Regions from separate parts of the Mus musculus genome. Here region 2 is linked to region 1. Evidence: chromatin loops called from intact Hi-C (ENCODE). Cell type or tissue: left cerebral cortex. All regions are shown on one strand. Each heading gives the region's core, and the rest is flanking DNA. Links, peaks and the distances in the headings are about the cores only. Region 1 has its middle 79 kb from the start of Pitrm1. Region 2 has its middle 43 kb from the start of Gm35671.

What was found. Hi-C counts contacts between places; a loop is a spot of excess contacts. Peaks named below come from ENCODE experiments on the same cell type or tissue, not always from the same donor. Only the 100,000 strongest peaks of a DNase experiment are listed, where the experiment ranks them.
Region 2: a loop joins it to region 1, with 2.1 times the contacts of the local background. A loop is called at or near these places in 6 of 42 quality-filtered maps.

Annotation. Positions count from the first base shown.
Region 1 is chr13:6,466,941-6,472,324 of GRCm38, reverse strand. No RefSeq gene overlaps it. Among named protein-coding and RNA genes, the nearest start is that of Pitrm1, 79 kb to the left of the region's middle. In left cerebral cortex, for the core only: CTCF peaks have their summits at 479 (motif pointing right) and 2,797 (motif pointing right); DNase peaks (open chromatin) are centred at 1,516, 2,277, 2,631, 2,769 and 3 more places; H3K27ac peaks cover 2,535 bases.
Region 2 is chr13:6,347,751-6,353,134 of GRCm38, reverse strand. No RefSeq gene overlaps it. Among named protein-coding and RNA genes, the nearest start is that of Gm35671, 43 kb to the right of the region's middle. In left cerebral cortex, for the core only: no CTCF peak of the experiment used is centred there; DNase peaks (open chromatin) are centred at 2,269 and 4,842; H3K27ac peaks cover 955 bases.

The sequences.
Region 1 (5,384 bases), core at 126-5,125:
ACACACACACACATAATTTTATGCATAGGGCTCTGGGCTCCTTCCCTAGCACCGTGTGAACAAGGTTGTAATCCAAAGTTGCAAGGGAGTACGGAAGGAGCAGAAGTTAAAAGGCCTCCATGCTATATAATGAGTTTGAGGCTAGCCTGGGATATATGAGACACCACCTCAAAACAAAAGAAAGAACTTCTTGGTTGCCGTGACAACTCATAAACTCCTGGGGATAGGAAATCCATTTTGTCTGATGACCCAGGGAGCTTATCGCAGAGAGGATTTTGGATCAGGTTCATTGAGGTCAAGTGTTCTCAAGAACTTCAGATGCTCAAGGATTTATTTTATTTTACTATCTGCATATATTCGGGAAGACTCTAACACAAGGCAACGAAGTATTTACTAATGTTTTGAGTTCCTAGGAGCCAACCCTCATACTGGCATCCAACCAGGTAGAAGTGAAAGGATTGCATCTCGAGTAAGACACCACTAGGTGTCGCTACCTTCCTCTGAATGGGAGTCACCGAGGCCTCCTGCCATGCGGCTAAAATGAACTAGAGCAAAAATTGTGTTGATTTCAAGGAAAGCGTTCTTCTAATAATAATGAGATGGTAATTAGTAGGGGAAATGGCATAAAATTATTTCAGCATTTAGGAAAACTATGATTCTAAGCTACAGAATTTTTTATTTTTTGTTTGGAAGTTCATTCAGCGAATGTGCAAGAACTTCCGAGTTAATAGCATAGCCTTAATGAGGGAGGATCTCGTTTTTACCCCCTGTGGACAGAACCCTCGGATACTCTCCAGGGCAGTGTAAGGGTGATTTCTAATGGGTCTATAAGATTTCTAAAGGCTCCCACTTGGTCTAGCATAAGGACCCCATTCAATCCTCAGGTAGGCTGCAGGGCATATGGAGACTGACAAGCACTTAGCGGGCATGGACAGGACACCGGACACACCCCAGTCACCTCTCATGTAGCTGACCTCGATTTTACTGATCAGGTTGAAAACAAATTGTAACTTTTCCAAAGCCAAGTTCAAAGTCAAAGTAGATTTCGGAATGCAGGCTGTGTGTCTCTGGGATCCCCGCTGTTCGCATTATGCTTCATGTCTTCTGTGTTTGACCTTCAGTGGGCAACTATTAAGGGAGACAAAAAGGAACCAGAGGGCAGAAATAGAAGGGAACATTTCTTAGAAAACCCCTGAAAGAAAAGTAAACCAGACTAATGCTCTTCTTTTAATTTAGCCCTGTCGTTGCAGAGGTGAGAATTAGGATTTGCAAGGAGCCTCTTCTTTGAACCAATCCAAATAAAATGAAAAAGAGCTTGAGGCACGAGGCTGATGCTGTGTGACCTGAGAAAGTTGAGGCTGCTTCTTTGCATATGCAATGAGCAGCCAGGGTGTGAAAATAGACAGGATCGGGCCTCTCTTGGCTGCGGATTCCTAGCTGTGCCTCTAACACGTTCCTTTCATGCCTGCACCTCTTATACCATTATGCGGTTTGAGCCACATGCAGGAATAATGATTCAGCTTAGACTAGACACAAGGGCCAACCAGATTTGAGCTGATTTCTAAACCAAATCCCAGGTTTGGAAAATTACTAGTGTATGTCGCAGTTGCAATATATTAAGAACTTCTCTAAATGAACCACCATGAGTGGATGTGGTCTGACTCCCACCCTTGGGGTATCCACAGTAACCCTGCACAGTATGCGGAGAATTTCCCCTGTACTTTTCTTCTGCAGTGTGGCATTTGCTACAGGACCCTGCATTACCAGGAACCACAGCTCAGCATTCTTAAGAGAAATATTATTTGGTGTTTAGTGGAGCCCTAAATTAGTGATGCACCGTAGTGATTTTCATTTGGAATACCCTCGTTACCATGGCAATCATATCATGCCATGTTTCGTTGTCTTGGGTGTTTCTAGAAGCAATCCAGTCTCCGTAAACTCCTCATCATGTCGGAGACCCTGAATACTCCACGTTTATGCATGCTGACTGAAATCAGGCATATTAGAACCCCAGGGCCGAGAACACATCCAACTCTGTCATTATGTCAATTTCCTGCATATTGAGTAAGCATTAGCAGTCACATAAAGTAGACAATTAGTGAACTACAAATAGGAAATGCACAGGTCTTGGACAAATCTGTCTTTTGATATTCTAGGTATTTATGAGAGCTTAACAGCCTGCATAGTAAGCTGCCGACCTCAAGACTCTCTCTGCCTATGAGGCGCGTTGGCACACCTGTGAACACACGTGTCTGTATGGTGTGTCCATGCGTGTGGTGATAATGCTGTGTGTATGTGTGGGCAGGTATGTATCTGGGTGTATGTGTGAACCTGCATAGTGTGTGTGTATTAGACATTGTGGTGACATAAAGAGAGATGAAGATAAATAACATGGAGAGAGGAGGGAGGGAGAAAGGTTCAGGAGATGGAGGAGGAGAGAGAGTGCATGGTGGGAGTGTACCACAGAGCCTCTGAGAGGAACAACCCAGGCATAGGCATGTGTGAGCATGAGCGATGTCCTTCACTTCCCTTGTCACAGTCCAACACATGCTCTGAATCTCATTTTTGAACCAAAGCTTCAGGCACTTCCTGGCTGACTGCCCATCAGTTTCAGCCTCCACTGAGCAGAAAGAACTCCTGGGAGGGGCTCTGCATTCTGAATGGACTGGACGAGGCTGGTTTTGAAAATAAGTCTCAAGTTATAGTCTTGCTGGGGAAACTCATCGCAGGTGACCTTTGTCTCTTGGGCTCTCTCCCCAGGGGTTTTTCCAAGAAGGGAAGGAAGCTTTCTTCTGAGTCTTCCAGCAGGTGGCAGTGCGGCCGATAATTATCTCCTCGGAGGCTGCAGTAAACACTGTCTTCTTTAGATGCTGAAGGAAGTGAGCTGTCTCCCTCTTCATTAAGGGTCAACGTCAGTGAATGATAAAGAGCAGGATGAGCTTTGGAATAGCAAACACTCAGCGCATAGCATCCTCTAGCAGTTTTGAAATGCATATATGTAATTATTATATGGGGTATAGTCATGTTCAAAGCACGAGTTGGCAGACTCAGTGACTTCCTATACCACAGACCCCAGTGCCATTACACAAATCAACACAAGTGCAGTTGGGCTTCTTCCAGGTTTCAAGAAGTTGACACAAAATCTCAGTTGCTTACCGGTGACTGTGATTCATAGCAAGAACTGACGTTCCTTCACTTAGTAATGTAGGAGGGGAATGTGTGAAGGTGAAAGTTGAGGACCATGACAGAGTCTAATAAAAATCTATGCATACTACTTGGAATATAAATAGAAAATATACACCCCACAAATATACCTATGGTCTATACAATCTCAAATATCTCAGTGCCTTGACTTCTAATGAAAGACCCACAACGTGAGGACTCCCCCACGTTCTGACTCAGGAGAGGTGACACCCCAAATCTCTCACGAGAAATGGTCTTGATGAAAACTGCAAGAGGTTTATTCGGGAAAGAACAGTGCACTGGGGACGACTCATATCCCACGCAGGGGTAGAGGAGTCGACCACGAGCTCAAGGGGTAAGGGGTTTATAAAGGCAGAAACCGCAAACACCTGGCATTGGGCTATAGCATTTGGCAAGCTAGCAAGTTTGCATAATGGATTTAAGGAATGGTTAGAGTATTCTGTACAAACATTTCCTGCAACAATGGGGCAAGTTCTACTCCCTGCCATTAATGACACAGGTCTAGGGGCTTAAATAATTTTCGCTCTCTCTCAGGATCTTTCACTAACCCTTTGCCCTCAATGTCCATCTCACTCTTCTTCAGGATGCTAGCAGGATGGAGCTATATCACTTTGTGAGTTCAGTGTGGTACTGCTTGTCCTGCAAGCTTTCACCTTTCTTCAAGGAAGACTCTTTCAGAGTATAGTGAACTCTGATATGTACAAATGTACAGTAGTCTTTCTCTTAGGGTAAAGATGTTCCTGGCCAGCCATACCTCGAGGATTCTCTCAGGATCTCAAATTATAGCATCCGCGTGTGTGTGCAGGAGAGCTTGTGAGAATGGAGGCAGGTTCCATGGCAGACTGTGTGGTTCTGTATGACCTAGCCTTGCTGTGGAGCAGTTTCCTCAGAAATTAAATATTTCTCCTTGGAGAGAAGCTACTTAAGACTCTGGCTATCTGAGACAGAGGTACAACCTTCTATCCTGCAGAAAAAGCTAATAAAATTCAAGAAGTTAACAACTCAACAAGTCTAGGAAGTTCCTGAAACTAACCAGATTCACTAAGAATTTCCTTCTCCAAGCAGGTATAAGCAGTAAAGACTGACGAGAGACATACTCAGACAAATTGAGCTCTCCAGAAGAGGCTCAAACCACCTAACTGCCTGAAGTAGACACCCTACAACCTCTCTAGCTGCCTGCCTGTTATACTGTGAGCTTCAAGTTTGAAGCTTTTGTGAGCTGTCACCCATGTTGGCGGTGGGGGGTAGGCTTTTGGTGATGTACCTGTCTTTGAGCTATTTCTGCTCCTCTAGGTAACTCTAATAAACCATGGCTTATTAGTTGGACTTTGGTGCTATACTAGTTGGTTTTGTGTGTCAACTTGACTCAAGCTGGAGTTGTCACAGAGAAAGGAGCCTCCCTTGAGAAAATGCCTCCATGAGATCCAGCTGTAAGGCATTTTCTCAATTAGTGACCAAGGGTGGGAGGGCCCATTGTGGGCCGTGCCATCCGTGGGCTGGTACTCCTGGGTTCTATAAGAAAGCAAGCTGAGCAAGCCAGGGGAAGCAATCCAGTAAGCAGCACCCCTCCATGGCCTCTGCATCAGCTCCTGCCTCTAAGTTCCTACCCTGTACGAGTTCCAGTCCAGACTTCCTTGGTGATGAACAGCAATGCAGAAATGTAAGCTGAATAAACCCTTCCCTCCCCAACTTGCTTCTTGGTCATGATGTTTGTGCAGGAATAGAATCCCTGACTAAGACAGGTGATATCTTTATTGTGGTCTCTGTGGGTTCTCTATTTGGCTTGAGTAGATGTTTGTTCATGACTCCTCAGGAATAGAGTTATAGAATAGTCTTCTGTTTCCCGATATGAGGTTCTGGGGTTATCACCGAGGCTGCCTTTGAGATATATACATATATAGGGATACCCATATACATGCATGTATATATATATATATTACAAGTGATTTACTTACTGTTAATTATGTATATGCCCATGTGTCTATATGTTGGTATGTGCATACATGTTGGTATATGCGTATGTGAGTGAAGGTGCCCCAGGAGGTTGGAAGGAGGAGCTCCATTTGATTCCCTGGAGCTAGAGTTACACGTAGTTGTGAGCTGCCTGATGTGGGTGCTGGGAACTGAAATCTTGTCCTGTACAGGAGCCATATATCAGTCTGAACTTTGAACTGTTGATC
Region 2 (5,384 bases), core at 283-5,282, 120 kb after region 1:
CCTCCAAGGGGGACTGATGATCTGTTTATGCATTGTCACTGTCATTCACTAAAACTTCTTGTTGATGTTGGAGACAGCAATGGAACAACAAAAACAAAAAATATGTAGTAGGCACTTATTTAATCATGCCACAATGTCTAAGGCAATGTACATGGCTTCAATCCTGCCAGGTAAGCACTCTGCAAACTGAGGCTTACCTGCAGCCCCTTATACACACTTTTAGATCCCCAACAGCCACTTAAAAGTCAGGCATGGTATAGTAACATACTTCCATAACCTCAGTGCTTGAGGGTAGGAATGGAGACCAGCAGATGAGTGAAAGAGAGATTGTTTTCCAGAAGGTCTAGCTGAAAGGGCAAACTCAAGCTGCACATTCACTGAGATAACATCTTAAACAATAGGGTGGCGGTTGCTGGAGAGGTAGATCATCAGTTTAGAGTGCTTGCTGCTCTTCTGGAGAACCAGAGTTTGGTTCCTAGTTCCTACACTGGGGTGTGGATGCAGACAGCCACAGCTACAAATGAACCAATGCCAAGAACTTGCCATGTTATGGCTTCTGAAGGTACTCGAATACAGGTGTTCACACATACATCACACACACACACACACACACACACACACAAAGTAAATGTGAAACCTATAAAATAAAGTGGAGAATGACAAAGGAAGCTATTTAAACTTCACCTCTGACCTTCATACGTGCGTACATAGGTGAATGCATCTGCTCACACATGTGCATACACATTCATACACAATAATATTCTGCATAGTGAGTCATTGCTGTTCATGTGTGCAGTCTTCCTGTTCCACACCAGTCTGATGTGAGCTTCCTGTCTGGGTTTGTGTATCACTTATATAAGACAATTAAGAATGTATGACATTCTGACAGCTTTTGAGGCCATGGAGAGATGGGAAAGAACTTTGACCATAGATACCATGCGGCTGTTCCTTTACTTAAAAACAACAAAAGCATGATATGCATATCATCCATTAGTTTATGGAAGCTGACATTTTAAAATAATTTTACCACCTGTATTCCTCATGAGAAATCTATGTGTTATGAATATGTGTTCTATGTATACATAATTGAGTCTACATAGATAACCCTGGCTCTTTAATTAGAAACTGCAGCTTCATAAATGCAAACACCCAGTGTCACCACTCCTCACACTCTGCATGGGACTCCTTGTAGGAGAGGAGGGACACTTAGGGATAGTAGCTTAGGGACAATTTCCTCTAGCTGTAGATAAAGAAGACCAGTGTCAGAATAGTGCAGCATCCATGGCTTGTGACAGAAGTGGCAGAGAAATTACCTCACTGGATCCCTGTGCATTTACTCCCCTATGATTCTGTGCTTCATCCCGTGATAAAAATCTAAGTGATGGATGCCCAAAGCTTATTATCAGCCGACTGTGCTTGGTAATTGTATCTGTGTGGACTTCTACCAAGGTCATGCTCTGTAGGCTATTGACTTAAAACCTGAATACCAACATGAAGGACCCTGTGTTCATACCTTACTCTTCTTCCTGAGTTCTCTCCAAGGCTAAAAGTGTGTTATTTTAGAGACTTCTTAATAAGACATAAGCCAAGTGGTACTCACTGTCCTGACATAAAAGTTACCCTTACCCAGAAACAGACTACATTGCAAAGAAGAGCTCAAACCCCTCCTTTCTCCCTCCCACAGCTGTCTATTGCAGAAGAAATATAAATACAAATCCTAGGGCAAATGATCTCATGTTGTCGGCGGCACATCCTGTGATTGGCGTTCCTGTTGAGGGTCTTGTGTTCCAGAACACTGAGAACAATAGAAAGCCATTGTTTGTCTTCAGTTCTGCAGCTGTGTGCTGTGCTCACTGCCTCAGGATTTGTTTCCTCTGCAACAAAGCCGACTTCGCCTTCCTCGTCCACAAGCCGGCCCACCTGCCTTACCTACTATCCTCTCGCCTCTACCAGACATTTCCTGTTTTCTGTCTTTGCCTCATTTTCCCTGTAGTCAAATGCAGTTTTTATTTTTATCCATAATTGTTGTTGTTTTTGTTGTTCTCTGCACTGTTGGAGATGCAACCTGAAGTTTCAACTGTACACATACTGAACTTTCATAGCTATCCTGTAAAGGTGATTTTTGCCTAATAGGGTCGATTTCCCAAAGGAGAATTCAGTGTCAGAATTGACCCTGTTAAGCAGATTCTATAAGTCTGTGTTGGATGTCACAGAAATTCCTTTGTCGTTTTTCTTTGCTTTGTGTTGGGCTTGGCTCCAGTCTGTCCTATAAGGTGGGCAAGTACTCTATTGTAAGCTGTGCATATATCTCTAGCGCATTTATTTTAAAAAGTCCTATATTCAGTTATGCCATTCTGTTCCTTTCTCAGGGAAAAAATTGAATCTGGACATTCAGACGCATTCTTCTAGATATAAAAATATGGGCATGCAGATATGGTATAAAAATAATCCTATAGTCACACATGTTCAGATAAAAATAATTCATGAAAGACCAGAAATGTTTGTTCTTGTAATAGCTAAATAGGAAGTAGAAAACATTTAACTTTCTTCTTCAACTTGGTTACTCAAGTTTTCAGTGGTTGTTCTGTCACTGTTTGATGCTCAAGAGCTTCCTGGTTTCTGTCTTTGTTGGCAGGTAATGGAGCTGACATATCAATGTAACACAGTAAGGATCGTGTGTTCTTCTGAGATTCCTGTGGTTTGCCATTGGTTTCACCAACACCTTTCCTAGTCACCCCCTGCTCCTTCTTTGCCTTTATCTTGATGTTCCCTCCCTTGACTAATCACTCATGAAGATAATCTTCTTTGTCCTACCTGTCCAGTTCTGAGGGAGCTAATTCCATCTTCCTACAATTAAGCTTTGATTTTGTCTAACTAATTCATACTTCATTCTAGTGAGTTCTTCTTGTACTCAAACTGATGAAACTTCTAGGACTCCAACTTTGGCTTGCAAACTGGCAGCCCCTCGCATCAATCTACTAAGTATTTTTGGTGGTTTTCTCAATGTTTTTCCTTTTACTAAAAATAGTGTTTTCACATAATATATTTTGTTTGTGGCTTCCCTACCCTCTGCTCCTCTCAGCTCCTTTCCACTTCCCTTCCCATCCAGATTTACTCCCTGTCTGACTCTCACAAACAAACAAACAAACAAACAAAAACATAAACAAACAAACAAACAAAAACAAACCAAGCCAAACCAAAATAAAAAGCAGGCTTCTAAGGGCTAAAATAAAATAAAATATAACATAAACCAAAAACTAACATGTCTGAGTTGTACAAAACAAATTAACCAAAGGAAGAGAGTCCAAGAGAATGGACGAAAATCCGAGACCCACTGCTTGCTTCCCACACTCAGGCACCCTACAAAGCACTAAGCTGGAAGCTTTGGTTTCTGTGCTGAAGACCTCATCCAGCCCCTTGCAGGTGCTGTGCATGCTGCCACAGTCTCTCTGAGGTCATAGGACCTGGGATCATGTGAATGTATAGGGCCTTGGTTTTAACTTTGTTTTTGTTTTTGGCATTCCATTTGGGTCTTAACACTCTTTCTGCCTTCTGTTCTACAGGGTACCCTAGGCTGCGAAGGGACAGATTTCATGGAGGCCTCCCATTTGTGGCTGTTTCAAGGTTTCTCACTCTGTGTATCTGGCTGTGGTTCTCTGTATTTGTTCTCATCTGCTGCAGGAGGAAGCATCTCTGATCATGACTGATCAAGGCACTGATCTATCAGTAGAGCAGAATGTCATTAGGAGTCTTTATATTGGTATAATTGGTTTTGCCCTAGGTTCCTGAGCGATCTACTCTCAGGTTCTTGGTCACCTGATCTTGATAATTCACTCAATATATTTTTTTCTAGTTCTATCCATTTGCCTGCAAGTTTCATGATTTTATTCTTTTTAACGATGGAGTAAGACTCTGTTTAATGTATCCCGTTTTCTTTATCCATTCTTCTGTTGAGGAACATCTAGGTTATTTCCAATTTTTGGCTATTATGAACAGAGCAACACTGAACATGGTTGAGCAATTGTCTCTACAGTAGGATGAAGAATCCTTTGTGTGTATGGCCAAGAGTTTCATAGCTAGATCTTAAGGTAGATCTAGATTCCTGGTTCCTGATGAATAGCCGCATTAATTTCCATAATGGCCATACAAGTTTGCACTGGCACAGCATTGAATGAGAGTTTCCTTTACTCCACGTCCTCAACAGCATGAACCATTAATGGTTCTACTTTTCCAGCCATACCGAAGGGTGTAAGATAAAAATCTCACTTATATTTGCATTTCCCTGATGACTAAAGATGTTGAGTGTTTCTTTGTTTCTCACCCTTTGAGTTTCTTTTTTTGAGAATTCTACATTTAGATCTGTACCCCATATTTTAAATTGGGCTATTTGTTTTCTTGATATCTAGGGTTTTTGTTTTGTATTTTGTTTTTTATTTTTTTTTGAGTTCTTTATATATTTGGGATGTTATATCTGTCAGATGTGTAGTTGGCGAAAATATTTCCCCATACTGTAAGGTTTCTACTTTGTCCAAATGGTACTTTGCTTTGCAGAAGCTGTTCAGTTTCTTGAAGCTGCATTTATGAAGTTTTGATCACAGATGCTAATACCTGTGATGACAGTTTTCTGTTCAGGAAGGCTTTTCTTGCGTCAACGAGTTCCAGGTTATGCCCCATTTTCTTTTTATGTAGTTTATTGTATTTGGTTTTATGTTGAGGTCGTTGGTCCATTTGGAATTGAATCTGCTGCCCCATGAGAACTATGGCTCTATTTAGACTCTTCAACATACCATTATCTATTTTGACCAGAACCATTTGTTGAAGATGCTGTGGTTTTGCCAGTGTGTAAGTCTGGCTTCTTTATAAAAAGTCATTTGTCCACAGGTCTTCAATACAATTCCATTGATCAACATGTTTCTTCTGTGCCAATATAGCACCACTTGAAATTGGGCCACGATGAGCCTTCCAGAACCCCCTTTATTATTCAGTGTTGCTTTAGTTATCCTGGGTTTTCTTTGTATTTGCATGTAAAGCTGAAAATTCTCCTTTTGAGGTCTGTGAGGAATTGTGCTAGAATTTTAACAGAGATTGCACTGAATCTGTAGAGTGCTCCTGCTCTGATGGACAATTTTTACTGTGCTAGTCTTACCATTTCATGAGCATGGGAATTATTTCTATCTATTGATACCTTATTCAGTTTCTTTCTTTAATGACTTAAAGTTTTTGTTATACATGTCTTTCACTTGCTTGGTAAGAGATATTCTGAGATATTTTTTATTATTTGAGGTTCTTGTGAAGTACCGGTGTTGTTTTCCCTGTTTCTTTCCCAGTCTGTTTGTCATTTGTTTATAGGATGACTACTGGCTTTTGTGAGTTAATCTTCTCTC